2 separate regions of the Homo sapiens genome follow, and region 2 is linked to region 1. The links are chromatin loops, found by intact Hi-C in ENCODE. Cell type or tissue: PC-3. All regions are shown on one strand. Each heading gives the region's core, and the rest is flanking DNA. Links, peaks and the distances in the headings are about the cores only.

Region 1 (16,717 bases), core at 8,718-16,717:
CCTGGCTGCTTTTTGTATTTTTAGTAGAGATGGGGTTTTACCATGTTGGCCAGGCTGGTCTCGAACTCCTGACCTCAGGTGATCCACCCACCTCGGGCTCCCAAAGTGCTGGGATTACAGTCATGAGCCACCGCGCCGGGCCATCTTCAGCTTTACTTTGTTCTTCTGAGAACTTATAAACCCGGTAGCTTTTTGTAAACTGGTTTCTTCTATCTTCCCATTAGTTTTCCTTTTAATTTACAGGGATATTTTGAAACATAGTTGTGTGGCTATAAAAAATAGCTATTACTGTGGAACTTCTGATGAATTCATTATATTCTTTTAGAAAAATTCTGAGCACCATATACATTTGTGTTATATTTTTAAAGAAATGAAAACATATTGGCCATTTTGTCTCTGATTTTTGGTTAACTGGAACCATAGGCTGAGAATGTATTGGGAAACTAAGATTCTGTCATGAAATGATGTATGATTCTTTAGTGTCAAAATTAGACTGTGACATCAGTGATAATGTATGAAAACATTTCAGGCCCCAATAATTTTATTTTGGCATTGATTTTGCTCAGTTAAAATTGTTCTGTTCTTAATTTTTAGGTATGGAATTGTTTGAAGAGGCATTGCGTCGATGGGAACAAGCTCTGACCTTTCGCAATAGACAGGCTGAAGATGAAGCCTGTGGTTCCATTAAACTGGGTGCAGGAGATGCCATTGCTGAAGAAAATGTAGATGTAAGGGTGATTGATTTGAGTGGTCTTCATAATATTAGAAGAATCAAACTTTTTTTTTGTTTTTTTGGTAGAGGTAGGGTCTCACTGTTGTTACCCAGGCTGAGTCTTGAACTCCTGGGCTCAAGCGATCTTCCCGCCTTGTCCTCTGAGTAATTAGGACTATAGGGATGCACCACCATGCCAGGCTAATTTTAAATTTTTTGTAAAGATGGTGTCTCACTATGTTGCCCAGGCTGGTCTCGAACTCCTGGCCTCAGGCAGCACTTTCACTTTGGCCTCCCAGAGTGCTGGGGATTATAGGCATGAGCCAAGGTGCTGACCCAAAGTATTTTTTAATGTTGATTCAGTGTATTTGCTTTATGTGCATTTAATAGAACTGTTTTTTTCTTCTTCCTTGGGACAATGTGGGGTATTTCTTATTAGTCTTTTTCTATCCAGGTAGTTGTTAAATGCCAGATTTACCATTCATCAAGTTTATTGACTTTCCCAGGATATGCAAAATAAGCAGATTGATTTCTAAAGGATTTTTTTTTAAAGAAATGGGGTCTTGCTATGTTGCCCAGGTTGGAGTACAGTGGTTGTTCATAGGAACAATCATAGTACACTATACCCCAGAACTCCTGGGCTCAATCAATTCTTCTGCCTCAGTCTCCCAAGCAGCTGGGACTGCAGGCACATTCTACCTTGTCTGGCTTGGAATTTTTTAAAGTTTGATTTGTGCTTTGGGATTAATTAAGTGCCATTATGTTCATTAAAATCACATAAAGGTGTAGAGCTAGACTAGTCCTTATTGATTATTTAGTTAAGCTAGTGGTTCTCAAACTTGAGAATGCATAAGAATCACCTAGAGGACTTGTTAAAACACAGATTTGGAGGCCCTACCCCATGGGTTTCTCATTGACTAGGACTGGGGTGGATCCTAAGAATTTGCATTTCTACCAAGTTCTTGGGTGATAATGAAGCTGCTGGCTCAAGGACCTTACTTTGAGAACTGCCAATCTAGTCTAACTCCTTAATTTTATAGGTAAAGAAACTGAATCACTAAGAACTAAGGTAATTTTGCCAAAGACACAGCTAGAACCCAGGCCTCTTGACTTCTGCTGCTGTACTCTTTCCACCATCTCTCAGTTGTTTTTTTATATTACTCACTTTCTTTGCCTTTTATTTAAAAGTGGGAAAAATATTTAGAATTTTAACATTAGAATTTAATTTGTTCTGTGTACTTTTTCTCTCCTTGTAGGATATTATTAGTACTGAATTTATCCATAAACTCGAAGCTCTGCTGCAAAGAGCCTATCGTCTCCAAGAGGAGTTTGAAGCTACCCTTGGGGCATCTGATCCTAATTCCCTTGCTGATGATATTGGTAAGATGGATATTTCATATGGCTTTTATGAAATGTTTACTTTTCTTTTATATCCTTGGAATCATCTGCATAAGTGTCTGTCTTATGTAATAATAGGTTACTTAAAAAAAAATAAACTAGCCAAGAGAAAAAATTTTTATCATATTTCTTTTTTCTTTCAGTTTTAATTTTCAAATGAACTAATGCCCTTAAGATACAAATTCAAGTACTTATCATAGGCAGGCTGTGACATTATTTTAAAATATATTGTGGGTGAAAAAATCTAGTTAAGAGTGTTGGAGGGAGAAAAGAATAAAAATACACAAATGGGACAGACTCAGCACTTCAGAAATATGCATATAATATTACTTAAAATACTTTAAAGAATTATGTATGTTGGGACCCACTTTAATCGCAGGATAGCTGTTGATGTAAATAGTCAGTACATACATCGTTATGGGTCATTACCTTTGTTTCCTACTTTAAAGAGAAAAGAGTTTTAAAGATACTTTTTAAAAAGTTTTTTATTTTTTATTTTTTTGAGACAGGATATCTGTTGCCCAGGTGGGAGTGCAGTGACACGATCACAGCTCACTGCAGCCTTGACCTATTGGGCTCAAGTGATCCACCTGCCTCAGCCTCCCAAGTAGCTGGGACTATAGGCACATGCCACCATGCCTTGCTAATTAAAAAAATTTTTTTTGTGGAGACAAGATGAGGTTTTTCTTTTTTTCTTTTTTTCTTTTTGAGGCAGAGTTTCACTCACTCTGTCACCCAGGCTGGGGTGCAGTGGCATGATCTTGGCTCAACTCAAACTCCGCCTCCCAAGTTCATGCAATTCTCTTACCTCAGCTTCCTGAGTAGCTGGGATTACAGGCATGTGCCACCATACCCAGCTAATTTTTGTATTTTTATTAGAGGTGGGGTTTCACCATGTTGGCCAGGCCGATCTCCACCTCTTGACCTCAAGTGATCCTCCCACCTCAGCCTCCCAAAGTGCTGGGATTACAGGCGTGGACCACCATGCCTGGCCAAGGTGAGGTTCTTGAATGAAGTCTTGGAAGAAAGGAATGATTAAAGTTGCTTCTTCAACTTCTATAAATGCCCCCAAAGAAAGAAAGAAGACAAAATTACATGGTTTTTTTGGTCAAAAATAATTTAAGTCTTTTTTAGTATGAAGAGGATTATTATTTTCCAATTAAAATAAAAGCTAAGGAGTTTTAACTTTTTCCACATTAGTACTGAAAGCAGCTGAACTTTGAGATATTTATATCTATGCATTTTGAGTTTAGGTAAAAGATTTTGTTTGTATTAGAATTATGAATTACTGTGTATATGTCATAAGGTTATATGAAATCTCTTTGGTCTCTGCTTTGTCGTACTATTATTGTCACCAAACATTATTTATTAGACTTGAGTGTTTTTTAATAGCTTCTCTGCTATTAGCATAGGCATAATGTTTTGACATAGCTAGGAGATTACAGTCTAGAAAAAAAGTAGGCAGTATTCGTATCAACAAATATAATTTGTCAAAGCTTTATATTAATTTTTTCTACAGTTTCTTTTGTAACTTTAATTAGAACGTCATTTGTGATACTAAGTAGGAGAAAGAACCGAGAAAAGAAATTTTTTAAAACCTCAAATGTAGAATAAGAATGGAACAACTAGAAAAGTTAGAAAAATGGTGAAGTGGCACGGAATGCCACAGAGAAAAGTAAGTAGGAAAAAATTATAAGGAGGAAAGAGGAAGAGGATCCTGGGACTTTTAATGTCTTACTCTAGGAATGGAGGCTTTGTCTACACTGTCTAATCTTTGGCAGTTTCTTTTAGCCTCATTATAAGGATCTTGTGGATGTGTAGTTCTTGTTCCTTTAGTCTTGTAATATTCATCGCGGATTTGGTTCTGTTTGGCATGCCTGGGCACATTTTTTCTATATCCTTCTGTAGAGGTTGACTGGGTCCGTCTCTTATTTCTTCAGGTTAAAAGGATTCCTTGGGTACAGTCTCAGAGGTCTGCTTTAGATTCTTGTTGCTTTTAGACAAGAATACCTCTGGGCATGTGGCTTAGTTTTTGGGGTCTTAGTTTTGGGGGCTTAGTTTTAGGGGCTTAGTTTTGGGGTCTTCAAGTTGTTTCTGAGGCAACTATTGTTAATCTGGAGCTCTAAATGGATAGGGTGGGACCCACAATCAGTCCATGCACTTAGTTAGCTTAGGTTTGGAATAAGTTCCTGACCCCACTCATGTTTTAACCTGTGCTGTCACTGCCTACTAGACTGATGTGCTTTTCTCTGTAGCCGTCCAGTTCGTTGGCCTCCTGTTGCCCTGGAGATTCCATTTAATGTGAAGCTGTTATATTTTGTTCATTTTGGGGAATTGTTTGGATATTGCAAGTTTGCATTTTTGAACTTCTGGATCAAAAGAGCTGAATTTATGGCTGAGACTCTGGGAGCAGCTCTTTTACAACTGTTACTTGACATTGATCAAAATTGCCTAGAAGTCAGTTAACTCTCCTCATTCTTTAAATCCAAAATCATTGTATACATTTAACTTACTGAGAGGCAACTTAAAGTTAATAGTCATAAATTAAGATAGTGTAACAAATGCCTTCAGAGGCTCGGGGCGAATGTAAACCAAGTATCTATCTGATGTCAGTGAATACTTCATTGTTTTGGAATCTGCTTTGTCTAATTTGATGAACTTCATTTTTTTCCCTTAAGAATCTGGTAGGATTTCAAGATTGGAAGATTTTTTTTTTTTTTTTTTTTGCAGCAGTCTTTCTCTGTCACCCAGGCTGGAGTGCAGTGGTGTGATCTCAGCTTACTACAGCCTCTGCCTCCTGGACTCAAGCCATCCTCTCACCCCACCCTCCTGAGTAGCTAGGACTACAGGTGTGTGCCACCACGTCCTGCTAATTTTTTTTTTTTTTTTTTGAGACAGAGTTTTGCTCTTGTTGCCCAGGCTGGAGAGCAATGGCATGATCTCGGCTCACCGCAACCTCCGCCTCCCAGGTTCAAGCGATTCTCCTGCCTCAGCCTCCTGAGTAGCTGGGATTATAGGCATGCACCACCATGCCTGGCTAATTTTGTATTTTTAGTAGAAATGGGGATTCTCCGTGTTGGTCAGGCTGGTCTCGAACTCCTGACCTCAGGCGATCCACCTGCTTCGGCCTCCCAAAGTGCTGGGATTACAGGTGTGAGCCACTGTGTCCTGCTGAGATAATTTTCATTCAGAATATAACAGTACCTGACCCAGAGAAGACACAAGGATGTACGTGAAGTGCTTAACAAAGGGCCCACCTAGTACATGGTAACAAACAATAGTGGCTACTAGTTATTAGTAGCTACTATTAACTAGCTTCCCCTAGCTATTAACACACAGGGGGAAAGATGAAATTAGATGATGGCTAAGAAGTCTTTCCTGGCTCGACATGGTGGCTCATGACTGCAAACCCAGCATTTTGGGAGACAGATGTGGGAGGATTGCTTGAGCCCAGGAGTTCAAGACCAGCCTGTATAGTTCGAGACCAGCCTTGTATAGTGAGACCTCATCTCTAGAGGAAACTCTAGATAAAAAATTAGCAGGGTGTTGGCTGGGCGTGGTGGCTCACGCCTGTAATTCCAGCACTTTGGGAGGCTGAGGTGGGTGAATCACCTGAGGTCGGGAGTTCGAGACCAGCCTGGCCAACATGGTGAAACCCTGTCTCTTGTAAAAATACAAAAATTAGCTGGGCATGGTGGTGGGTGCCTGTAATCCCAGCTACTCGGGAGGCTGAGGGAAGAGAATCGCTTGAACCCAGGAGACGGAGGTTGCGGTGAGCTGAGATGGTGTCACTGCACTCCAGTCTGGGCGATAAGAGCAAAACTCTGTCCCAAAAAAAAAAAAAAAAAGAAAAAGAAAATCATCTCAATCCCTACAACAACTTTTAGGATATAAATATACCTATCATCCCTATTTTTCAGATGGGGAAAGTGAAGTACAGAGGCATTAATAACTTCCCCAGGGTTACACAGCTATTAAGTGGAGGAACCCGGGTTTGGACCCAGTCAAGCTAGCTTTAGAGTCCTTCCTTTCCTTTTCTCTTCCCTTTTCCCTTTTTCCTTTTCACTCTTGTCACCCAGGCTGGAGTGCAGTGGCGTGATCTTGGCTCACTGCAGCCTCCACCTCCTGGGTTCAAGCAATTCTCCTGCCTCAGCCTCCTGAGTAGCTGGTATTACAGGCACGTGCCACCATGCCCAGCTAGTTTTTGTATTTTTAGTAGAGATGGAGTTTCACCATGTTGGCCAGGCTGGTCATGAACTCCTGACCTCAGGTGATCCACCCACCTTGGCCTCCCAAAGTGCTGGGATTACAGGGGTGAACCACTGCGCCTGGCCTATTCTTTATTTTTTTGAGAGAGAGGGTCTGGCTGTGTTGCCCAGGCTGGAGTGCAGTGGCTCGATCTTGACGCAGTACAACCTCTGCCTCCTGGGCTCAAGCGATCCTCTCACCTTAGCCTCCCAAGTAGCTGGGACTACAGGCACTTGCCACCATACCTGGCTAATTTTTATTTTGGGTAGAGGTGAGGTTTTGCCGTGTTACCCAGGCTGGTCTCAAACTCCTTGGCTCAAATGATCCACCCAACTCGGCCTTCCATACTGCCTGGATTACAGGTATGAGCCACTGTGCCCAGTCACACAGTCCATTCTCTTAATCACCATGCTGTATTGACTTACCACTTATAGGACAGACGTCTTCCTTGAATGGGAGGATTAACTGTGAACTTTTTGTGGACAAAGTATGCCTATACCCAAAATTCCCTGTAGGAAAGGTCAGCTTAGAGCAGGCAGCCTGGAAATTCCACAGCTGACAGAGTAAGGAGACTTTTATTTCTGGTGGTGGTATGCTTTTGTGTAGATCTTTTTTTTTTTTTTTTTTAATTTTTCTTCCTCTATACTCATGTGGTGATCTGTAGTTAGCTCATGTGTCTTTCTTCCTTTCTCAGGCTTTCTAGGCAGATTTCACACATTTTGTAGAAAGAAATTGTCAAGGTTTAATCCAAGAACAAAAGAGGCAAGCTATGTGAGACAGAGGGCCTGACTGTGACCCTGAACTTAGTGTAGTGCTAATGAGTTACTCTGACGGATTATCCTACATCTGTATAATAACTAAAAGTACAGACTGTGGATGCAGACTAACTGGGTTCAACTCCTGACATTTCCATTTATCTGTGTGATTATAAAACCTGTCTAAGCCTTGGCTTCCTCTTCTGAAAAATTAACATATAGAGTACCAATTTTATAAACTGAGGATTAAATGAAAGTTCTAGGAACAGGGTAACAATGTGTATTGGCTCGGAATTTGGAACTTCTCTAGGACACTCAGGAAGACCATCATTTTACCTCTAGAATCTTAGGCTGTCGTTTTTGTTGTTGTTGTTGTTCTTATTCTACCTTTCTGATCCTGTATTTGCCAATTTCAAGACGTTCTTTAAAATTTCTGGTCCACTGATATCCTATTCATGTTTTCCAGTGATGCTATACTTTACTCCATTAAAAAAAATTTCTTCTGTCCTTCTCAATGGGCCTTTGGGAGGAAAGAGAAGTACCTTCTTGAACTAGAAGGTAATTTGCCTACCATGTTGAACTATAAATTCTGGACATTAGGCCAGGCATGGTGGCTCATGCCTGTAATCCCAGCACTTTGGGAGGCTGAGGCAGGTGGCTCACCTGAGGTCAGGAGTTCAAGACCAGCCTGGCCAACCTGGTGAAACCTCGTCTCTACTAAAAATACAAAAATTAGCTGGGTGTGGTGGCGGATGCCTGTAATCCCAGCTACTTGGGAGGCTGAGGCAGGAGAATCACCTGAAGCTGGGAGGTGGAGGTTGCAGGGAGCCAAGATTGTGCCATTGCACTCCAGACTGGGCGACAAAGTGAGACTCCGTCTTAAAAAAAAAAAAAAGATAATAAATTCTGGACATTATAATAATAGAGTCTAAGGTTTACATTGGCTTTTGGTGAACTTATGGTTAACTAAAATTTCTAAGTTCTTTGTTATTGTTAGTTTCTTACCATTAAGCCACATCTTCCCTCATTTATTCCTGTGCAGTTGTTCTTTTGGACCAAGGGTATAGGTACTGTATTTATTATTCTTACTAAATTGTTAGTTCTGAGTCATCATTCTGAATTGTTAAATAGTTTTAGATTTTTTTTTTTTTTTTTGAGATGGAATTTCGCTCTTGTTGCGCAGGCTGGAGAACAATGGTACGATCTCATCTCAGCTCACCGCAATCTCTGCCTCCTGGGTTCAAGCGATTCTCTTGCCTCAGCCTCCTGAGTAGTTGGGATTACAGGCATGCACCACCATGCCTGGCTAATTTTGTATTTTTAGTAGAGACAGGGTTTCTCCATGTTGGTCAGGTTGCTCTTGAGCTCCCACCTCAGGTGATCCGCCCGCCTCCGCCCCCCAAAGTGCTGGGATTACAGTTGTGAGCCACCGCGCCTGGCCAAATAGTTTTAGATTTTGATTTGACATCTAACGTATTAATTATTCTTCTCAACTTTGTATCATTCTCTAATTTGGTTAGTTTTGTATAGTTGGTAATGAGTGCTGTCATTGAAATCATTAATAAAAATTGCTAAAATGGATAGTGTCAGAGTCAGAGACCTGAGGCATGACACTGTCAAATTTCCTTAGGTCACAAATAATTATTAAGATACTTTGTAAGCTTCAGTTATTCAAGATGAATAAATTCTGGAGATCTAATGTATAGCATGGTGACAGTAGTTAATAATACTGTGTTGCATATTTGAAGTTTGCTAAAAGGCTAGAACTTAAATCTTACCTTACACACCACACACACACATACACACACAATCACTCTATAGAGGTGGTAGATACATTAATTAGCTTGATTTTGGTGGTCATTTCACATTGCATACATATAAAAAAAAATCGTACACCTTAAATATATACAGTTTTGTATGTCAGTAATAGCTCATAAAGCTGTTAAAAAAACACTTTGTTCAACCAGCTATGAATTCAGCTTATTCTGTTTTTACGTTTTTCATCTTGATTATAAAGAGACCATGGGGCCGGGCACAGTAACTCACACCTGTAGCCCTAGTTCCTCAGGAGGCTGAGGCAGGAGCTTCACTTGAGCTCAGAAGTTCGAGGCTGTAGTGAGCTATGTTGGTACCTATGCACTCTAGCCTGGGTGGCAGAGTGAGATCCTGTCTCTAGAGAAAAAAAGAGTGAGAGAGATCATGGGATACTTTTTTGTATATCATAACAAAATGTTAACTGGGAATTTAGGAAAATACAGAATTTTTTTGAAAAAGAGGCTGATATTAATTAACACTATTTGGAAATATTGCTGAGGCTGAGTTTTTTGCAGCTAGGGATTTGCCATCAAATGTTCATAGCTGGTTCTATACTCACTTGCAAATCATTTTAGTATTGGAAGGCTAATGTGTCAGATTTTATTTACTTTAGAAGAGCCTTAGCAAAATTTATTTTACTAATTTGGAATTCAAAATTTAAATAAGGATTCTACTTATTATACATTTGTACTATTTATAGAAGAGTAGTTTGCCAACTTAACATTATGGATAAGATTATAGGCGGACTGTTTAAATCCTTTCAGCATGTTTTTTTTTTTTTTTTTTTTTTTCCGAGACAGAGTCTTGATCTGTCGCCCAGGCTGGAGTACAGTGGCACAGTCTTGGCTCGCTGCCACCTCCACCTCTTGGGTTCAAGCAATTCTCCTGCCTCAACCTCCCGAATAGTTGGTATTATAGGCGTGTGCCACCACGCCAGGCTAATTTTTGTATTTTTAGTAGAGACGGGGTTTCACCACGTTGACCAGGCTGGTCTCGAACTCCTGACCTCGTGATCCTCCCGCCTCGGCCTCCCAAAGTGCTGGAATTACAGGCGTGAGCCACCACGCCCGGCCCAGCATGATTCTTTCAGCATTTTTCTTTGTAGATAACAATGAATTTATTGAAAATAAATGATGTCTATTCTCCTTTTTTTTTTTAAATAGCAGATCCAAAAAACTTCTGAGTTATCAGTATTGTGAATTATTTGGGGTTACTTTTGGTAGATGAAGTTAATAACATAGATTTTGAAAAACATATAGTATGGTTCTAACACTGGATATGGTAACCATTGCGCAGCTCTATACATTTAAAACTAAAACACATTGCACACTTAAAGGGGGAGAATTTTGTGGTATGTAAATTATACTTCAATAAAGGAGTTAAAAATACACTGTGGATGGTGTTAAGCTAAGCTTAAGTAAGTAGATTTTCATGAATTTGAAATAGTGCAGAATAGCATTTCATGTTAAATTGAATGCAAATCCCAAATTTTTGTTTTGGGTTTTTTGGTTTTTAGAGACAGGGTCTTGCTTTGTCTCCTAGGCTTCAATGCATTGCCACAGTCATAGGTCACTGCAGGCTCAAACTCCTGGGCTCAAGCAATCCCCCTGCCTCAGCCTCCTGAGTAGCTAGGACTGCAGGTGCATGCCACTGTGCCTGGCTAATTTTTTAATTCTTTTGTAGAGACGGGGTCTCACTTTGTTGTCTAGGCTGGACAAAATTTTTAAAAAGTTCTTTAAAGAATCACTTAGTTTCAAAGCTGGTGGGCCTGTTGAATTCTAAACTCTGTTTCTCTGTTGCCACATAGGTCGTGACACCTCAGCTGGTAACCAGAAATATTAACTATCCTTTGTGAATAGCCTATAAACCATACTGTTGTTTATACGCATGGGAACTTCTGCAAGTGATTTGGTTGTGTTGTTGTTTTTACTTTGGTTAAATTTTAAATCTATTTTCTATTCCGTAACATTGCCATCCAAGAAGCCATTAAATATGATAAATACTGAAAAGAAGATCTGACATTTCTGTTAATTTAGCAGCAAACATGCTGGAAATATTAGAACTAATGCTGAGAAAATAAAAGAGCAGTATTAAAATAGGAGGACTTTTATTTTTAAAATGAAAAACTTCTGACAACCTGGCTCTAAAATTGCAAACATTCAAATGCATTCCTAAGCTGTGCTGTCATCTGTGTTAAAATAGAAAACAGGCTGGGTGTGGTAGCTCATGCCTGTCTGTAATCCCAGCACTTGGGAGGCTGAGGCAGGAGGGTTGCTTGAGACCAGGAGTTCAAGACCCAGTCTGGACAACATAGCGAGATCCCCGTCTCTATAAAAAAATTTAAGCCAGGAATGGTGGTGTGTGCATGTAGTTCTAGCTAGTCAGGAGGCTGAGGCAGGAGAATCCCTTGAGCCTAGGCATTCGAGGCTTCAGTGAGTTACGATTGGGCCATTGTACTTCAGCCTGAGAAACAGTGAGACTCAGTCTCTAAAAATAATTAAAATAGGAAATATTTTTGATATTTTGGAAGGAGGTGATACTGATACAAAATGGTTTACTAGTAATATTTTGTGTTTTAAAAGCATAAACACAGATTTTATTATAATTATTGTGGTTTAAAAGTATGCCTGCAAAAAGAAATATAGCACAGTAGTTGTATTTCAAGCCATCTTTACAATGTTTCCTATGATAAGAAAATAGCTTTGCATTAGGCAGGGTTTGAATTATGTTTTAAGGAATGAATTCCACCCATAAAATATAACCCACTCCATATTCTATAATTTATTGTTTGCCATGTTCCATGCTGCATTTCCTTAACCATCCTGAATTAATGAGTCATTATTGCATGCATTTCTAAGTGCTAGTGCACCAAGAGTTTAATACAGGCTTAAACAATAGTTATTTGTTCTATTCCTCTTTTTTTTTTTTTTTTTTTTTTTGAGATAGGGCCTTGCTCTGATGCCCAGCCTGGAGTGCAGTGGCATGATCTTGGCTCACTGCAACCTCCGCCTCCAGGGTTCAAGTGATTCTCTTGCCTCAGCCTCCCAAGTAGCTGAGACTGCAGGTGCGCTGGGGACTACAGTCGTGCCCCACCACACCTGGCTAATTTCTGTATTTTTAGTTGAGGCGGAGTTTCACCATGTTGGCAGGCTGGTCTCGAACTTCTGGCCTCAAGTGATCTGCCCGCCTCAGCCTCCCAAAGTGCTGAGATTACAGCATGAGCCACGATGCCTGGCCCTGTTCTGTTTCTCTTATAGGAATATAGGAGTTGTGCAATCACAAACAAATGAAATGAAGATTTGAGTTAGTTCTCTAAAAATGAAAACGTTTTCCTTATTCACTTATAAGACCGTTTAGTGCTGAATGTGAGATGTTGAAATCACTAGAGGGCAGCACGTTTTATCTACATGTTGGATGCCTGTGACTCAGGTGCCATTCTGTGTTGCTACTTGTAGCACTGGGAGTTAAATATAAGTCAACACTTGCTGGCAGGCTTTGTATGCACCTGGTACTGTAACTCAGAATGAGAAAGAACGTGGAAGTTATGCAGAGAAGACATGAAATAACATTACTGTAAATTTCCATTATTGTGCAAGTTCTTCTAGCTAAAAGTATCTGGAAGTGTTATGTTTATGTTTATTTGTAGCTTCTATTTTCAGAGATTGTTAAATTATAATTGATAAACTTTTTTTTTGTAACTTCTGAAGGCTTAACGAAAACCTCCAATATGATTTCAATTATACATAGTATAACTTAGTAATTAAGAATATGGGCTTTGGAGTCAAACAAGCATGGGTTCAAATCCTGGCTCTACCCCTCTTGCTAGCCGAGACATTAAGCAAGCCTTGACTTTGCTTAGACTCAGCTTTTTCATCTGTAATGTGTAGGAGTATATTAGGATCAACTTCATAAAACTGTGAGGATTAAGTGAGATTACATAACATATTTAGCATAGGCACATGGTAAACACTTATCTATTCATTATTATAATTATAGTCTAGCAGTTTAAAGAGGCCTGTTCTAAGCTGGTTTAAAAATTTCATAGTTATAGATAGGAGGATGTCACATGTTCATAAGTTGTTTTACAATGATATTGTTAGTCAATTCTGCAGACAACATTCTTTTTTTCTGGGAATTAATTTGATTTTTCTCATAGTAATATAAATTTGTATTTAATGAAACAAGGTAAGCCATGTTTAAACTTATTTTTTGGTAAAGTAAAAAAAGGTGCTTTTTATAAATCTACCTTTTTCCGGGTTAGAAATTATCTGAAGGGTTTGAAAAAATAATTATTCTAGATGTAGCTAAGATTACTGATTTTCCCTCATCTCTGACCTTGTCATGCGTAGGAGGAAAATAAAAAATGATAATGGATATACTGCCTCTTGCTGGCATATCCTATTATTATTAATTATTATTATTATTTGAGACAGGGTCTTGCTCTGTTGCTTGGGCTAGAATTCAATGGTGCGATCATGGCTCACCACAGCCTCAACTTCCTGGGTCCAAGTGATTCTCCCATTTCAGCTTCCTGAGTACCTGGGACTACAGGCGTGAACTACCATGACTAGCTAATTTTTTAATTTTTTGTAGAGACAGGATCTCACTATGTTGCCAGGCTGGTCTCGAGCTCCTGGGCTCAGGCAGTCCTTCTTCCTTGGCATCCCAAAGTGCTGGGATTACAGACATGAGCCACCATGCCAGGTCTGGATTCTGAATAAATTAAGAACACAAAAAGAGCCTTTTTTTTTTTCTGAGATGGAGTCTTGTTCTGTTGCCCAGGCTGGAGTGCAGTGGCACATTCTTGGCTCACTGCAACCTCTGCCTCCTGGGTTCAAGTGATTCTCCTGCCTCAGCCTCCCGAGTAACTGGGATTAAAAGCGCCCGCCAGCACGCCCAGCTAATTTTTTTGTATATTTAGCTGAAATGGGATTTCACCATGTTGGCCAGGCTGGTCTCAAGCTCCTGACCTCAGGTGATCCACTCAGCTGGGCCTCCCAAAGTGCTGGAATTACAGGCATGAGCCACTGCACCTGGCCAAAAAGAGCCTTTTTTTTTTGAGATGGTGTTTTGCTCTGTGGCCCAGCTGGAGTGCAGTGGCACGATCTCCGCTCACTGCCTCCTGAGTTCAAGTGATTCTCCTGTCTTAGCCTCCCGACTACCACGCCTGACCTAAACTTTTTTTCTTAATAGCCAGATTGGACAATGTGTTAAGGATTTTTACAACTTCTTCCTTTCCCCTCAAAAAAATTCTCTGGAAGCTGGGTGTGTTGACTCACGCCTGTAGTCTCAGCTACTTGGGAGGCTGAGTGGGGAGGGTTGCTTGAGTCTTGGAAATCGAGGCCGCAGTGAGCTATGATCACACCACCGCACTCCAGCTTGGGTGACAGAGTGAGACCCTGTCTCAAAAAATAAAATAAAATAAAATAAAAAATTATCTGGAGAAGAGAATACAGAGCAAATTAACAACATACTTACCCAGCCAGCTGCGTAGAGATTCCCTGCCTGCCTTACAATTTCTGCCAACACTTTGTCCAGCTCAGAAGGAGTGAGATCCAGAGCAAAAGTGAGGATGGGTTTGCAGACCCTGACCTTTCTCTAGAAAGTCTGCGAAGGAGAGTGAACTAGTACACACCAAGAACTAGTGAACATTAATTTTATCTTATTTTCCTCTACCTGGTTAATTGCATGCAGGTTCTCAGCATTAGCCAAGTTACTCTTCCCATGGGGAGGAGCAATTGAAGAGGTGAAGGGAGCAACTTAAAATGTAAAACCAGAATAGCTGCTTCTTGGAGATTGGAGTGGAAGTCCTATATGAAATATGAAGGTGGGATACAAAAATTAGCTGGGTGTGGTGGTGTGCATCTGTGGTCCCAGCTACTTGGGAGGCTGAGGTAGGAGTATAGCTTGAACCCAGGAGGAGGAGGCTGCAGTGAACCAAGATTGGGCCACTGCACTCCAGCCTGGGCAACAGAGTGAGACTTTGTCTTATAAATAAATAAATAAATAAATAAAGGTGGGTGGGGAGGTTTAATGGTTTCCTTTGTGACATTGATTACTCTTGACAATACATTATAATTATTTATGTACATATCCAGTGTGTTATGCTAAACCTTAAACTCCTTGTGGGCAGAAGACATACTTAATTCTATTCAGTGTCTGAAACTGGTTTGAATGTAGTATAGATAGTAGTAGGTCTGTGGGTCTTCTATGATGTTTATCAGAATCACCTTCATAGGTTTTGCTCTAGACCTACTGAAATTGAAACTTTGGGGTTGGGACATGAAGCTTTGGGTTTGTATTTCCTAGTTCAGCAGGTGATTCTCATGTGCATTTCTGCTTACGAGGCCCTGCAGGTAATATCTGAATGATAGATATTTGGATGGATAGACAAGATGGGTATCATTAAGGTTTTTTGCAATAAATTTAAGTAAATGGTATAATTTCAGCTTATTAAATACAGAACTTTATTTTTAGTGAAGTAGAAATTTAAAACTAATTTTTTAAGTACATGAGGAAAATATAATGTATGGTTCATGTGTATTTTATTTTAAGCCTCAAATATATAAAGTACTACTGCCAGTAAGTCTGTTTGTCTTTTTGTTTTTTCTTTTTAAAAATTTGAAGCAGGGTCTCACTCTGTCACCCAGGCTGGAGTGCAGTGGTGTGACCATAGCTTACTATAGCCTTGAACTATTGGGCTCAAGGGATCCTCCCACCTCAGCCTTCCAAGTAGCTGGGACTACAGGCATGTGCCACACCACCCAGCTAATTTTTTTTGTATTTTTTGTAGACATGGGAGTCTTCCTGTATTTCACAGGCTGGGCTCGAACTCCTGGGCTCAAGTGGTCGTCCTGCCTCAGCCTCCCAAAGTGCTGGGATTACAGGCATGAGCCATTGTACCTGGTCCCAGATATTTAATTTTAATGTCATCACATTTTTCATTCTTTCCTATATGGTTTGTGCTTTCTATGTATTGTTTAGAGGGATAAAGATAATTCTTTTGTATTTTCCTTGGAAAGTGTTAAAGCTTTGTTTTTCATATTTAGGTCTTTATTCTTCTAGAAGTTGGTCAGGTATGGTGGCTCATGCATGTAATCCCAGCACTTTGGGAGGCCAAGGTGGGAGGATTGCTTGAGGCCAAGAGTTTGAGACCAGCCTGGGCAATGTAGTAAGACCCTGTCTCTACAAAAAAATAAGTAGAATAATTAATTTTATAAAAGTAATTAGCTGGGTGTGGTGGCATGCGTGTATATGCCTGTTGTCTCAGCTACTTGGGAGGCTGAGATAGCAGGATCTTTTGAGCCTGGGAGTTTGAAGCTGTAGTGAGCTAGGATGGCACCACTGCACTTCAGCCTTGGTAACAGAGTGAGACCCTGTCCCTTAAAAAATCTTCTAGAAGTTTTGTTTGTTTGTTTTGAGACAGAGTCTCGTTCTGTCACCTAGGCTGGAGTGCCGCGGCGCGATCTCAGCTCACTGCAACCTTCACCTCCTAGGTTCAAGTGATTCTCGTGCCTCAGCTTTCCTAGTAGCTGGGAGTACAGGCACCTGCCACCACGCCCAGCTAATTTTTTTGTATTTTTAGTAGAGACGGGGTTTCACCATGTTGGCCAGGCTGATCTTGAACTCCTGATCTCAAGTGATCCTCCCATCTCGGCCTCCCAAAGTCCTGAGATTACAGGCGTGACCCACTGCGCCCGGCCGTAGAAGTTTTTTTAAATGTATTTTATTGTTTTGTTTTTAATGTTTGGATGGGTAATTGCCTCAGCACCTCTCTTTGAATAATATA
Region 2 (10,274 bases), core at 2,275-10,274, 75 kb after region 1:
ATGGCCAGCCTATAGTGTAATTTTTTTTTTTTTTTTTTTTTTTTTTTTTTTTTGAGATGGAGTCTCATTCTGTTGCCTAGGCTGGAGTGCAGTGGCACAATCTCAGCTCACTGCAAACTCCGCCTCCCAGATTCACACCATTCTCCTGCCTCAGCCTCCCGAGTAGCTGGGACTACAGGCACCCGCCACCATGATTGGCTAATTTTTTTGTATTTTTAGTAGAGATGGGGTTTCGCCGTGTTAGCCAGGATGGTCTCGATCTCCTGACCTCTTGATCCGCCCGCCTTGGCCTCTGAAAGTGCTGGGATTACAGGCATGAGCCACCGCGCCCGGTCACCTATAGTGTAATTTTTAAAGTATAAGGTTGCAACCTTCATTAATTAAATGCAATAAAGTTACATTATACCTAAGTTTATGTTTCCTGTACAAGTGAAAAATGATAAAAATTTAGGCTCATATTTTATGAAGCTCAAAACAATTTTGTTGCTTGTTCCAAAGACTGTAAGAATTAGGTTTCAACATTTACTTGTAGCATATAGTTAAGTATTACGTTTAAAATCTTCTTAAAAGTTGGCTGGGCACTGTGGCTCACGCCTGTAATTCCAGCACTTTGGGGGTGCAAGGCAGGCGGATCTCTTGAGGCCAGGAGTTAGAGATCAGTCTGGTCAACATGGTGAAACCCCATCTCTGCTAAAAAATACAAAAATTAGCCGGGTGTGGTAGTGCACACCTGTAATCCCAGCTACTTAGGAGGCTGAGGCATGAGAATCACTTGAACCTGGGAGGTGGAGGTTGCAGTGAGCTGAGATAGTGCCATTGCACTCCAGCCTGGGCGACAGAGCAAGACTCCATCTCAAAAAAGAAATCTTAAAAGTTGACAGCCTGGTTGGGCACAGTGGCTCACATCTGTAATCCCAGCACTTTGGTAGGCTTAGGTGAGCAGATCACTTGAGGTCAGGAGTTGGAGACCAGCTTGGCCAACATGGTGAAACCCTGTCTGTACTAAAAAAAATTAGCCAGGTGTGGTTGCATGTGCCTGTAATCCCAGCTATTCGGGAGGCTGAGGCAGGAGAATTGCTTGAACCCAGGAGGCAAAGGTTGCAGTGAGCAGAAATGACACCACTGCTCTCCAGCTTGGGTGACACAGTGAGACTTTGTCTCAATAAATAAATAAATAAATAAATAAATAAGTTGTCGGCCAAGCACAGTGACTCAGAAACTGAGCTCATTTTCTGACTTAAACATGCCTTTTAATTTAATCTCCAGTTAATGGTAACCCTGTTCACCCATTTGCTCAAACTAGAAACCTTGGGTTCATCCTTTTTTATTTACTTGTTTGTTTGTTTATTTCTCATCCTCTGACTCTTGCTTGGGTTCATTCTTGACAATATTCCTCTCCTCACCTCTACCCCTCCAAATCAAATTGGCCAAACCTCTTGCAATTGTGCCCCACTACAGTGTAAGTTCCATCAAGAAGGCTGGGCATGGTGGCTCACACCTGTAATCCCAGCACTTTGGGAGCCCGAGGCGGGTGGAGCTCAGGAGTTCAAGGCCAGCCTGGCCAATATGGTGAAACCCCATCCCTACTAAAAATACAAAAATTAGCTGAGTGTGGTGGCAGACAGTTGTAATCCCAGCTACTCGGGAGGCTGAGGCACAGAACTGCTTGAACCTGGGAGGCAGAGGTTGCAGTGAGCTGAGATTGCACCACTGCACTCCAGCCTGGGTGACAGAGCAAGACTCTGTCTAATTAAAAAAAAAAAAATTTAGAAAAGAGAGAAGAATCAAATAGATGCAATAAAAAATGATAAAGGGGATATCACCACCGATCCCACAGAAATACAAACTACCATCAGAGAATACTACAAACACCTCTACGCAAATAAACTAGAAAATCTAGAAGAAATGGATAAATTCCTCAACACATACACCCTCCCAAGACTAAACCAGGAAGAAGTTGAATCTCTGAATAGACCAATAACAGGCTCTGAAGTTGTGGCAATAATCAATAGCTTACCAACCAAAAAAAGTCCAGGACCAGATGGATTCACAGCCGAATTCTACCGAGGTACAAAGAAGAGCTGGTACCATTCCTTCTGAAACTATTCCAATCAATAGGAAAAGAGGGACTCCTCTCTAACTCATTTTATGAGGCCAGCATCATCCTGATACCAAAGCCTGGCAGAGACACAACCAAAAAAGAGAATTTTAGACCAATATCCTTGATGAACATTGATGCAAAAATCCTCAATAAAATACTGGCAAACTGAATCCAGCAGCACATCAAAAAGCTTATCCACCATGATCAAGTGGGCTTCATCCCTGGGATGTGAGGCTGGTTCAATATACGCAAATCAATAAATGTAATCCAGCATATAAACAGAACCAAAGACAAAAACCACATGATTATTTCAATAGATGCAGAAAAGGCCTTTGACAAAATTCAACAATGCTTCATGCTAAAAACTCTCAATAAATTAGGTATTGATGGGATGTATCTCAAAATAATAAGAGCTATCTATGACAAACCCACAGCCAATATCATACTGAATGGACAAAAACTGGAAGCATTCCCTTTGAAAACTGGCACAAGACAGGGATGCCCTCTCTCACCACTCCTATTCAACATAGTGTTGGAAGTTCTGGCCAGGGCAATTAGGCAGGAGAAGGAAATAAAGGGTATTCAATTAGGAAAAGAGAAAGTCAAATTGTCCCTGTTTGCAGATGACATGATTGTATATGTAGAAAACCCCACTGTCTCAGCCCAAAATCTCCTTAAGCTGATAAGCAACTTCAGCAAAGTCTCAGGATACAAAATCAATGTGCAAAAATCACAAGCATTCTTATACACCAATAACAGACAAACAGAGAGCCAAATCATGAGTGAACTCCCATTCACAATTGCTTCAAAGAGAATAAAATACCTAGGAATCCAACTTACAAGGGAAGTGAAGGACCTCTTCAAGGAGAACTACAAACCACTGCTCAATGAAATAAAAGAGGATACAAACAAATGGAAGAACATTCCATGCTCATGCATAGGAAGAATCAATATCATGAAAATGGCCATACTGCCCAAGGTAATTTATAGATTCAATGCCATCCCCATCAAGCTACCAATGACTTTCTTCACGGAATTGGAAAAAACTACTTTAAAGTTCATATGGAACCAAAAAAGAACCCGCATCACCAAGCCAATCCTAAGCCAAAAGAACAAAGCTGGAGGCATCACGCTACCTGACTTCAAACTATACTACAAGGCTACAGTAACCAAAACAGCACGGTACTGGTACCAAAACAGAGATATAGATCAATGGAACAGGACAGAGCCCTCAGAAATAATGCCACATATCTACAACTATCTGATCTTTGACAAACCTGAGAAAAACAAGCAATGGGGAAAGGATTCCCTATTTAATAAATGGTGCTGGGAAAACTGGCTAGCCATATGTAGAAAGCTGAAACTGGATCCCTTCCTTATACCTTGTAGAAAAATTAATTCAAGATGGATTAAATACTTAAATGTTAGACCTAAAAGCATAAAAACCCTAGAAGAAAACCTAGGCAATACCATTCAGGACACAGGCATGGGCAAGGACTTCATGTCTAAAACACCAAAAGCAATGGCAACAAAAGCCAAAATTGACAAATGGAATCTAATTAAACTAAAGAGCTTCTGCACAGAAAAAGAAACTACCATCAGAGTGAATAGGCAACCTACAAAATGGGAGAAAATTTTCGCAACCTACTCATCTGACAAAGGGCTAATATCCAGAATCTACAATGAACTCAAACAAATTTACAAGAAAAAAACAACCCCATCAAAAAGTGGGCAAAGGTTATGAACAGACACTTCTCAAAAGAAGACATTTATGCAGCCAAAAAACACATGAAAAAATGCTCATCATCACTGGCCATCAGAGAAATGAAAATCAAAACCACAATGAGATACCATCTCACACCAGTTAGAATGGCGATCATTAATAAGTCAGGAAATAACAGGTGCTGGAGAGGAGGTGGAGAAATAGGAACACTTTTACACTGTTGGTGGGACTGTAAACTAGTTCAACTATTGTGGAAGTCAGTGTGGTGATTCCTCAGGGATCTAGAACTAGAAATACCATTTGACCCAGCCATCCCATTACTGGGTATATACCCAAAGGACTATAAATCATGCTGCTATAAAGACACATGCACACGTATGTTTATTGCGACACTATTCACAATAGCAAAGACTTGGAACCAACCCAAATGTCCAACAATGATAGACTGGATTAAGAAAATGTGGCACATATACACCATGGAATACTATGCAGCCATAAAAAATGATGAGTTCATGTCCTTTGTAGGGACATGGATGAAACTGGAAACCATCATTCTCAGCAAACTATCGCAAGGACAAAAAACCAAACACCGCATGTTCTCACTCATAGGTGGGAATTGAACAATGAGAACACATGGACACAGAAAGGGGAACATCACACTCCGGGGACGGTTGCGGGATGCGGGGAGAGGGGAGGGATAGCATTTGGAGATATACCTAATGCTAAATGACGAGTTAATGGGTGCAGCACACCAACATGGCACATGTATACATATGTAACAAACTTGCACATTGTGCACATTAAAACTTAAAATATAATAATAATAAAATAAAAAAATAAAAAATAAAAAAACAAAAAACAAACAAAAAAATTTAATCAAGACAGGGACTTTGACTTTTTGTTCCCTTTCATCTCCCCAAGCTTAGGATAGCGCCTGACACAAAGTAGGAGCGTAAGAAATATTTGTTAAATAAATAATGAGTCACCATGTCCTGTCAATTCCACTTCCAAAATGTCTCTTCCAGCTTTTCATTCCTAATGCTAATGTCCTAATTCAGGCCCTTATCTTCTCTTACCAAGGTCATTGTACTTGTCCTCCTTCCACTAGTCTTTCCCCATTAAACTCCATTCTCTACATTGCTATGAGTTTCTTTTTCTTTTCTTTCTAGGATACATCTTTCAGTCATGCTCGTTTGCTGGCTCTCTATTGCCTATAGTATTATTAGGTAATATCTGAACTTTTTATTAATATGGTGCACAGTATTCATTCTAGTCTGTGCCCAGCCTGTCCTTCTAGTTTTGCCATAGACTGACTGGACAATTTTATAGCTCCCCAGATTTGCAATGGGTCACCAGGCATTGGTATTTTTGTTCATTCTGGTTCTTTTTCCTGGATGCCTTTACAATCTTTTCCACTTTGTGAAATTCTACTTATCTGTCAAGGTCTAACTCAAATGTCATTGTCTCCGTGAAACCTTCTTTAACCCAGCCTCTTCCTTAACCATACCATAGTCTTTTCCATGTTTCTATAGCCTGGTTATAATACTGGTATTATAGCATTTACTACATCATATAATAATTAGTACATCTATTTCTGTCACCAAAGCTATTTGATTCACAAGGGCTAGCTCTTATTTGTTTCGTATCCCATTGCCAGGCATACTTTTTGGCATACAGCAGATTCTCCTTTTCACAAAAATAATGTATTGTAAATACAGACCTCATCTGTCAAATTTGAAAAAATGCAGCTTTTTTGATAAATTGTGTATGGGTTATACTAATATTGCAATATTACCTCTGAAACCTGCGGTGGATACATATTCGTCTTCATTTAACATGAATGCTTAATGTGTTAGAATGCCATTACTAAATCTCTTTATCATCCCAGCCTTCTCTATTATGACCAAACTCTTAGAACCACCTGTTCCATCTTATCTTTTGATCACTGGTTTCTTTCTAATCGTATTCTTGATAACGATTCAATTGACTTGCCTGGGATTTTAGATACATAGGTGTAATGGAGCTGAATTGTTGGGTTGCTGCTGCCCCTTTAAGGTGGCCAAGGACATTGCATCTGCCTACTCAAACAAGAAAAATCACTTAACGCTAGAAGAAGAAAAGCCTGTTAAGATTCCAGATACAAAGTCTCTTGGCATTCAGGTCACTGAGTATAGGAATTAAGTTGTTAAGCCAATCTCCATTTAGCATTCTAAAATACATTTCTAGAATGAGAACTTGATATGACTCAATTAGGATGTTTTTCCTGTAACTCAGCAAATCTCAAAATGTGGTCTTAGAACCCCTGGGAGTCCTCAGTACCATTTAGGGGTCCATAAAGTCCTTCCTTTTCCAACTACATATTAGTATAAGGTCATATTTTCTTAGAGACTTCAATCAAAACAACATCACCGTAGTTTGAATGCAGAAGCAGATATGAGAATGTATTTTTCCTCTATTAAGCCAGATACCAGAGATTAGCAAAAATGTAAAATTATTTTCCTCTTCTTACTAATTATTTTTATGTTTATAAATAATGGTTTGTTATTGTTACTTTAAATGACTTTATAAGTACATATTAGAATATTTTGTTTTAATTTCTAATATATTAAAGACCTATTGTTATTATCCATATAAACAAAACCTCTATTATAACCAAACTCTTAGAACCACATGTTCAACCTTATCTTTTGGTCACTGTTTTCTCTCTCATCTTATTCTTCATAAGAATTCAATGGACTTGCCGGGGATCTTAGATACTTACAAGGTGCAATGGAGCCGAATTGTTGTGTTGTGGCTGCCCCTTTAAGGTGGCCAAGAACCACCTTAGGATCCTCAATAATGGGCCCAGACTTTAGGTCCTGAGCCCCAAAAGTTTGAGACCCACTTTATAATACATAGCCTTTCTTTTTGTGGGGGGATTTTCTTTAACATCACAGATCTTATTATTTTATTTAGAGATGGTGTCTCACTATGTTGCCCAAACCAGATTCAAACTCCTGGGATCAAACGATCTTTCTACCTCAGTCCTCGCTAACTAAGCTGGGACTACAGGAATGCACCCAGCTAAAGCTAATTTTTATGTGTGTTTACACACTTTCAGATGTTACCTAAATAAAGCCTTTTCTAATCTAAAAATGTAAGCCTTATTATATTTTTGATAGTTATATTTTATCTCATCTAGACCATAAACTCCATAACAGATATTTTATCCTATTCGTTATTATTTATGTAGTAGCCTATATACTGTACCTAGCACATTATAGAAAAATGTTCAATAAATGTTTCTTGAAAAAACATCAATGTTCACTAATTTATCTTTTTCTGTTTATTCTTAGTTCTGTCATACTCATCACTCTAAATTTATAAAGCATATGAAAATCACCTAGTTTATGGTACACAATAGGTATTCAATTTGTTATTTTCTCCTCCTTTATTTGGTTTAGAGGTTTCAGAACTTTCCTTTAACGTACTGCAGTTTTAAAAAAATCCTTAAATTTTATTTGTACATGTAACTTTTCATTACTTTATTAATGACTTCATCAAATGAAAGTTTACCAATTTTCTTTGAGTGGTTAAAGTTTTCCCAAAAGAGAATAAAAGGCAAGAATTATAGGTTTTGATTCTGTTCATATTCTGAGAGGATAGGAGGATGTACTACATAGAGCCTAGGATATGGTGAGTACAGGTAGAATATTATTTAAAACATCTATAAAGATGTGTTATGCTGAAATAGGTGTTGCACAAAATAAATGAAACAGACTTTGTATTGCCTAATACAGTGGAAAAAGCTGATAATTGTTGAAGCTTGATATGGGTGTATGGGGGTTCATTGTATTAGTCTCTTTCAGTTTGTATGCCTGAAATTTTCCATAATAAAAAAGTAAACAAAAAAGATAGATTAGACTGATATGTCTGAGATGTTTACCAATATAAAAATGTTTAAAGTTTATGCCAGATACACCTAGAAATCTAAGCATATTTAGAGGTCTCAGAGACTGAAGGAGAAAAAACAACCATGTTTAAGATGAAGTGGAGAAAAATCACCATTTCCATTATAATTAGTTTGGGAAAATACCTCCTTGGTAAAGAAGTGACTTAAGAAAGGTCTTGGAGGTAGAAAAAGGCTACTAAATAGATTTGTCTAGCTGGAAGGTTGAAAAAATGGAGAGAAGACAAAGGAAACTGAAGAGTCTGAGGGTCTGCAGAAGGCCTGTCAAGCCCAGGTGAGAATTTTAGTTCTGATCCATGATGCACTACACAGTTAACATCCTCAGAGTTAGAGTGATACACTAGAGCACAGAGAGGTAGAGATGGCAGTAGTTGAGTAGAGAACCTAGTGGGCCTGGTTGAGGGCAGAAAGAATGGTGGGCTGTTATCCTATCATAAGAAATGAAAAAAAAAAAAGAGAGAAATCAGAACAATCATGGCTAGAAGTTCTTCTGGAACTTTTAAAACCTATTTTTTTTACCAATAATGTATACTTAAATTATTATTCTATTCTAATACAATATGTATCAGTTAAGAGTTCTGAAGAAACTACATTAAAGTAGCTGCCCTATAGCAACTGAAGTTAACTATGTCATTACACTTGGATTCCGGCACCTATTGAAAAGATTGAATAATTTGAAAATGTTTATCAGGATTCCGAAGAAAAGAAAACCAGTAAAGTGAATACTTTGAATTTTATAGCTTCTCATTTTGTAAGTTTATTAATGAAAATTATAGTGATACATATGAAGACTAAATAGAAATAATTTCTGGCAAGCATAATTATATGAAATTGAAGGAGCAGCTGGGGCCTTTTGCTAAATAAAGCAGCAAAATTAAGTTTATAGACTGGTAACTGAAATGTTGACTATTAATATATATAAGCACGAAACTGGGAAGACTGACAAGCCATGGGCAATATGATGAAACCCTGTTTCTACAAAAAATACAGAAATTAGCTGTGTGTGATGGTGTGTGCCTGTAGTTTCAGCTACTCAGGAGGCTGAGGTGGGAGGATTGCTTGAGCCCAGGAGGTCGAAGCTACTGTGAGCTGTGATTGCACCACTTCTCTCCAGCCTGGGCGACAGAGTGAGATCCTGTCAAGAAAGAAAGGAAGTGGGAGGAGATGATAAAATAAGTCAAAGATTAAATTGATATTTGAAATTTTTAGTTTTTATTTTTATTTTTTTGTGACAGAGTCTTACTCTGTCACCCAAGCTGGAATGCAGTGGTGCAATCCTGGCTCACTGCGACCTCTGCCTCCCAGGTTCAAGGGATTCTCCTGCCTCAGCCTTCCTAGTAGCTGACATAACAGGTATCTGGCACCACACCCAGCTAATTTTTGTATTTTTAGTAGGGATGGTGTTTCACCATGTTGGCCAGGCTGGTCTCAAACTCCTGACCTCAAGTGATCCGCCCGCCTTAGCCTCCCAAAATGCTGGGATTACAGGCATGAGCCACTGTTCCTGGTGATATTTGGAATTTTTTAAAAAACCACCTTATTAACATATGATTGACATACCAAAAGCTGTATATATTTAATGTATGATATTTGGCATTTGAGAATATGTTTCTAAAAGACTAATAATCTGCTATAAATGTTCAACAGAAGACTTCTTTAAAATATAGTATAGACAGTTTGTTAAGAGAATGAAAAGTTGAATCAAAGGAACAGAGGATCTTTCAAACTTGCTAGTTTTTGCGTGAATATTGAAAAGCTTTATGTGATAGCTTTTGGGGGTTATTTTAAATTATAATTTAATTGAACAAGATACTGGAAAGCAACTGATCCCCTGCAATCTGGGAAGGGAGCGTAGAGTCTACCATGCGTACAGAGGAAAATCAGGGAGTAAGAGAAGTGCAAAATATGGACTGAGAATGGAAATCATTGATCTTAGTCATCTAACTGGAAGTTGGGGAATAGTGTATACTGCCTTTCAATTCTATAGTAGGCATGGTTGATGTTAGAACCTTACCTGTGTTTGCAAATAGCAAATCAGGCTGGACCACTTAAAAATCCGGTTCCAAGGCTTTTGTTGAGAGTTGTTGCAAAGAGACTGTTAATAGCATGAGAATAGAGACCATGTCTGTGTGTTCAGTGTTATATTTCTCAGTGCCCAGTAGAGTGCCTGGCATAGTAGATGCTTAATAAATACTTATGGGCCAGGCATGGTGGCTCACGCCTTTAATCCTAACACTTTGGGAGGCCAAGGTGGGCGGATCACGAGGTCAAGAGATAGAGACCATCCTTGCCAACATGGTGAAACCCTGTCTCTACTAAAAATACAAAAATTAGCTGGGTGTGGTGGTGCGTGCTTGTAGTCCTAGCTACTCAGGATGCTGAGGCAGGAGAATCGCTTGAACCCGGGAGGCAGAGGTTGCAGTGAGCAGAGATTGCGCCATTGCCCAGCCTGGGCAGTGGAGTGAGACTCCGTCTCAAAAAAAAAAATTAATATAAGTGGC

What was found. Peaks named below come from ENCODE experiments on the same cell type or tissue, not always from the same donor. Only the 100,000 strongest peaks of a DNase experiment are listed, where the experiment ranks them.
Region 2: a loop joins it to region 1, with 6 times the contacts of the local background. A loop is called at or near these places in 23 of 110 quality-filtered maps.

What each region holds. Positions count from the first base shown.
Region 1 is chr1:77,813,140-77,829,856 of GRCh38, forward strand. It overlaps MIGA1 (mitoguardin 1), which reads left to right. Exons shown (of 16, transcript NM_001416120.1): 6 at 595-728; 7 at 1,969-2,092. Among named protein-coding and RNA genes, the nearest start is that of MIGA1, 42 kb to the left of the region's middle. In PC-3, for the core only: a CTCF peak has its summit at 12,294 (motif pointing right); DNase peaks (open chromatin) are centred at 11,142 and 12,342; H3K4me3 peaks cover 286 bases; H3K27ac peaks cover 1,452 bases.
Region 2 is chr1:77,895,010-77,905,283 of GRCh38, forward strand. The region is part of intron 1 of NEXN (nexilin F-actin binding protein); the gene reads left to right. Among named protein-coding and RNA genes, the nearest start is that of NEXN-AS1, 11 kb to the left of the region's middle. In PC-3, for the core only: a CTCF peak has its summit at 5,864; DNase peaks (open chromatin) are centred at 4,812 and 5,872.